Regions from separate parts of the Homo sapiens genome. Here region 1 is linked to region 2. A link is a contact called in ENCODE Hi-C or POLR2A ChIA-PET data. All regions are on one chromosome and are shown on one strand. The core of a region is the stretch at or near the end of the contact, and the rest is flanking DNA. Distances in the headings are between cores, read along the strand shown.

Evidence for each region. Hi-C counts contacts between places; a loop is a spot of excess contacts on that map. ChIA-PET counts read pairs that join two places held with the same protein, here RNA polymerase II (POLR2A).
Region 1: a loop to region 2 is called in a map of endothelial cell of umbilical vein, with 6 times the contacts of the local background. The contact joins two enhancer-like sites. A Hi-C loop is called at or near these places in 1 of 168 maps with a recorded cell type or tissue (endothelial cell of umbilical vein). POLR2A ChIA-PET finds 5 or more read pairs at or near these places in 2 of 52 experiments (H1 and endothelial cell of umbilical vein).

The regions. Positions count from the first base shown.
Region 1 is chr2:12,786,667-12,789,366 of GRCh38, forward strand. No RefSeq gene overlaps it. Among named protein-coding and RNA genes, the nearest start is that of MIR3125, 51 kb to the left of the region's middle. Within about 2 kb of position 1,330, at least 5 of the 41 ENCODE cell types and tissues checked have a DNase peak (open chromatin) inside an H3K27ac peak, as active enhancers do.
Region 2 is chr2:12,553,788-12,556,542 of GRCh38, forward strand. The region is part of intron 4 of MIR3681HG (MIR3681 host gene); the gene reads left to right. Among named protein-coding and RNA genes, the nearest start is that of TRIB2, 160 kb to the right of the region's middle. Within about 2 kb of position 1,330, at least 5 of the 41 ENCODE cell types and tissues checked have a DNase peak (open chromatin) inside an H3K27ac peak, as active enhancers do.

The DNA of each region.
Region 1 (2,700 bases), core at 80-2,579, 230 kb after region 2:
ATTTTCCTGTCTTCCTCTGAGCCCTCCAAGTCTCTAGGAAGTTCCAAACGTTCCCACATTTTTCTGTCTTCTGAGCCCTCCAAACTGTCTCAACCTCTATCCGTTACCCAGTTCCAAAGTTGCTTCCACATTTTTGGGTATCTTTACAGCAGTGCCACCAGTAGCAATTTAGTGTGTTAGTCTGTCACATGCTGCTAATAAGGACATACCTGAGACTGGGTAATGTATAAAGAAAAAGAGGTTTAATCGAATCACAGTCCCATGTGGCTGGGAAGGCCTCACAATCGTGGTGGAAGGCAAAAGGTACATCTTACCTGGGGACAAGCAAGAGAGGATGAAAGCCAAGCAAAAGGGGAAACCCCTTATAAGACCAATAGATAACTTGAGACCTATTCACCACCACAAGAACAATATGAGGGAACTGACCCCATGATTCAATTATCTCCCACCAGGTCCTTCCCACAACATGTGGGAATTATGGGAGCTACAGTTCAAGATGATATTTGGGTGGGGACACAGCCAAACCATATCAAATATTGTAGTTATTTTAGGTCTTACTTGATCAAACACAAAAGTCTAACAACGTTAGTTCAATTTTTGTGTAATTCAGTCTCAAAAATTACTGTCTTTTGGTTTCTCAACTTGGGCTTCATTTTGAGAAAAATTATACTTTATTATCATTACTCCTCTTCTCTAATGGGATAGGATATGGGTTATATTGGGTTCTTTTTCTCTGGCCATGTTCTCTGTCATTTCATTTAATCTTCATAATGGCAATATGGGTAGAAATTCTTATTCCAGTTTTACAGATGAGGAAAATGGAATTCAAAAAGACTAAGAGACTTGCATGAGAGCATACTTCCAAGTAAGTGTGAAAGCTAGGCTTCCAATTCTGGTTAATTTATCTCAAAGCATATAAGGCTTACACTACTATACCCTATCTACCTCTCACATAATTTACCACATTATTTTGTAATGCTTACTCATTTGCACCTCCTACAAGTTTTTAGTATCCTACTATGCAGAGAATATAATGTATTTACCTTTGAGTTCCTTGTGTCTAACAGAATGCTTTATTAAGAGTGAACATTTAGTGAATAAATGAATGAATAAATTAATACTAGTAAGTATGACCAGTTTATTCTGCTGAATGACGTACATATTAAAACGATTAGAAACCTATTACCGTCTTAGATCCACTCACCCAAATAAGGCATGTAGGGCTGCATATATGGCTAGCTGGAACCATAGGCAATGATGGGGTGGTTGGAGTCTGTTATTCTCTGTCTTGAGGCAAGCCAGGTGATTCATCACATGGGGTGGGAGAGGATTGTTGGAAAAAGGATCTGAGAGGAAGTTAGGGTCAAAGAGAGGATGTGGAAGTTGAACCATGGTTCACACAAGAACCGGGAACAAATCCAAAGGAAAAGGAGTTCCAAAAGAAAAGAATTTATTTCTCTCTCCTTAGAATTCCATTCCATTGTATGAGCAATGTTTGGAGAAAGGACAGAAGAGAGAAAGGGAAACAGAAAGACAATATTTTCCTAAGTTGTTCTTTGTTAGGCGCTGTAATGGAGTGGAATGAGACCTGGATATGGCGTCAGAGAGACTGGGGCTCAAGAACTGTGCTCTGACATTTATTAGCTGTGGGCAAATAACTTAACATGTTTAAATCTTCATTTCTCATCTGTAAAATATGGTTGATACTATCCAACTTAAAAATCACAGTGCAAATTAAATGAGATAATCGTTGTGAAAATGTCTAGCATGGTGTCAGCCACGTATTAAATGTTCCGAGAGTGTTTACATAGATGACTAAGAAAAGCTTTAGTCTTCCTAAATATTTTCCAGGAAAGACTATCATGATGGGAACTGTTGGACAGGCAAGTCAGTAAATAGCAAGAAGGACTTGACCTTCTGTGTCTCCGGGATCCCACAGTTGCATAGACTTGGTGAGAGACTAATATGAAACAAATGTGTACTAGAAATATATTTTCTAAGCAAGCTCTCTTCCTGAGGAGCTGGGGAAGAGATTAAATCCTTTTCTGCCTGCATTCAACATGGATCTCCTGAATGGTGGTTGGCTGCCAAGCACTGTCTTGGACCTGGACAGACAAAGATGCAAAGACAGTGCTCCAGTTCTCTAAGGAATTGTGGTCTGTGGAGTCAGAAGGATATTTAGTGAGTGTTTTTCTATGTTGGGGAGGGCTGCTATATTGATTAAATTATGCATTCAGACACAAGTCACAGTTTTTGAGCTCCTTCATTGTTGTTATTTTTACACACACGTTTTCCAATTTAATTCTCACTAAAATGCCTCATGTTGTCATATCCATCTCTGCATTAGATGACAAGATGAAAACACAGAAACTAGGCATTGGTTTTAAGTTATTAAATTATAGGAGAAATGATCCAATTTAAAAATCAATGTTTTATATGTAAAGGGCAATCATGAAAAATATCCACACAAAATCTTGGAAAATATTAATATAATTATTCAGTTTATTTAGAGAAATGAGTAAGTTTTTCCTAACTGCTCTCACTGCAAACCCCAAAATGAAAAAAACAAAGTTAGAGGCAAATACTTTACATTGGATTGATACTAGGGGATGAATGTGAACCTCAACAATAACACTTCAATAAGTGGTATTTTACATTAAGCAGTTTTTCTTTTGAAAATATCTATTTTGACTTGACACC
Region 2 (2,755 bases), core at 80-2,579:
AATACCACAAATTGAGTGACTTGATTAATCTTTTCATAGTTCTAGAGGATAAAAGTTGAAGATGAAGGTGAAGCAGGGTTGGCTTCTTCCTGGCTTGCAGATGGTCACCTTCTCACTGTGTCCTTATGTGACCTTTCATCCTTGTTTGCACATTCCTGGTGTCTCTTCCTCTTTTAATAAGGACACAGGTCTTATCGGATTAGCTTCCCACTCTTTTGACAGCATTTAAACTTAATTAAATTGGTAGAGGATGGGAAATTACTTAATGGTACAGCGTATGCTATTCAGGCAATGGGTACCCTAAAAGCCTTGACTTGACCACTATGTAATCTATACATGCAAAAAAATTACACTTATATCCTGTAAACTTACATGAATAAAAAATTAAATAAGCTTAATTATCTCCTTAAAGACCCTATCTTTAAATACAGTCACATTGGGTTACGACTACTTCCACATGCGGATTTTAGGGGGACAGAACTCAGTCCATAACAACAGAAGACCACTGAAATTGGAAGAGGCGTGTGATTCATTCCAGCTGCTGCACTGCGGCAGATCCCAAGCAGTGGCACTGACAAGCTGTGTCACCAGGCAGAGGCTGACACAAAAGAGCAACCCAGCGGACTAAAGGCCACATCTATAGCAGCTTAGAAGCTGCCTCAGCCTCATGCTGTGGGTCCGGCGCAGGTTAAACAGGCTTGGGCAAGGCTAAGAAGGGACACAGCGGGGGTTGCTGAAGAAGAGTCAGGAGTTTGTCCTCCTAAGACCAGGGCAGTTTAGAGACATCATTATCACATTTGCATCTCTGGTTCCTAGGAGACATCGGGGCACAGGGTAAGTGTTCAATTATTCACCAATGAACTTCAAATGGTTAAATAGTTGAGAACACAGGGAGCTCCCCATTACTGGCTGCATCTGTCCAAGGGGCTATGAAAAGTGGTCGTGCATTGAATGAGACCTTGAAAATCTTGTCCTGGTCTAACAGTCTGACTCTTTGTTTACATAACAAAGTGGATCATAAAAAATCCCCATCTCTTTCTACGTCTGAGTAGATTTTCTTAGTTTACACTGTCATCTTGTGAGCTATGTTTGTATTTTGCATATGCGTTTGCCCCATTTTGGGGTGGCATTTTAAGGGGATGATGACTTATAATGTTCCTTCATTAGAAACATTGTAAAGCAGGATAGGTTTTTATGGCTCTATGTCCTTGTGATGCACATATGTGGGCAGCACTAGTAGTATCTCATCAGAAGCTTTCTCTTCTTTCAACTGGGTCCACAGGTTGAACTCTTCCTATGAGTGGAGCCCTAGCACTGCTCATTGCCCTGCCTGGCAGTGGTGTGGGAGGAGCCATGGCCCACCGGCCCCAGATCTTTCTAAGGGGGACACTGAATTACATTGTTCATCTCAAGAGTTAAACTAGACAAAGTGGGCCCAAACCTAATAAGACAGCCCATTAGGAACATTTTCTGTGCTTACATCTTACTGACTTTTATCATAAATTAGAGATTTTGAAGAGAATGAGTCATAGAAAAAGAAAAAATAATAACCTGGTTCAGCAATCAGCATATTATATCTCCCCAGTGACTCATAACATCAGACTCAAGTCAGGACAAACAGAGTTCCTGTCAGAAAGAAGTGCAGTTAAAAATAAAAGCAAAAATAGGAAGGGGTGGGCGGGCAGGGTGGGGGGAGCAAAACCTTTTAAACTGTGCCTAGAACTCTCCCCAGCCTGGATTCCCTAATGAGGGATTTGAGGTGCAAATAGGCTGAAAAGCCTGAGTCAGACAGCAGGAGGAAGCAGCTCCCAGGGTGCAAAGACAAATGGATTTCTTAATAAAATCCTCCAGGAAAAGAAAAGCAGCAGAAACCATGAAGTATGGATTATTCGTTAAATACGAAAGGGGCCTGCAAGAGGGCTTCTCCTAATGAAATCGTGGCACAATTTCATGAAGAAACACAGGTTTCAGAGTTAAACCAACTTGCATCTTAATTGTGGTTCCACCAAAATTGGCCGTGCAAGCTTGGAAGGATCCTTGGTTTTCACATCTGTTGGATGAGGATAACAAGCCACAGCACAGAGCTGTTGTGAAGATTGACCGATGCTAAGCATGTAAAGCACTTAGCATGGTGTACACATTTACAGGAAAAAAGACTGACATTAAATAATAATTTGTCTTAAAACTATAGATGAAAATACATCTGGACAGAGTTTGCTGAAGCTTTAATTGATAGACTCAGATAAGTGTCTATCAAGCATGTCACAGAATCACAGCTTCGTAAGAGTGGATTCAGATGCCGCTGACTAAGGCCATGGTACCCTTGAACATTTTATTACAGCAGAAAAGGTTAAGCAGCTTTGGCTGGTCCAATAGTTTCCCTGTTCTACATGAGTTCCTCTTCTTCGGTTTCTCCCCAACCAGCCTAGCCAGTGCTTTTAGTGCACATTTGAAAACCCAAAAATAAGTTTGCAGCCAAGCAACTTTGGATTAAGCTTTGATTCTTCCAGTTACTACCTATGTGACATTGGCGAGATGCTTCACCTTTCTAAGCCTTAGTGGCACACCTGTGAGATGAAGTAAGTAGCTACTATCTTAAACAGATGCTATGGAATTTTGAATGAAGAACTTGAAATGTCTAGCATAGTTTGTGAGCACAAAAGTAATTGACAGACTATTTTCATTCCTCTCTCCTAACTAATGTATGCATTTTGTTAGCTATAAATAAGACAATCAATAGCAGAAACGATCTACC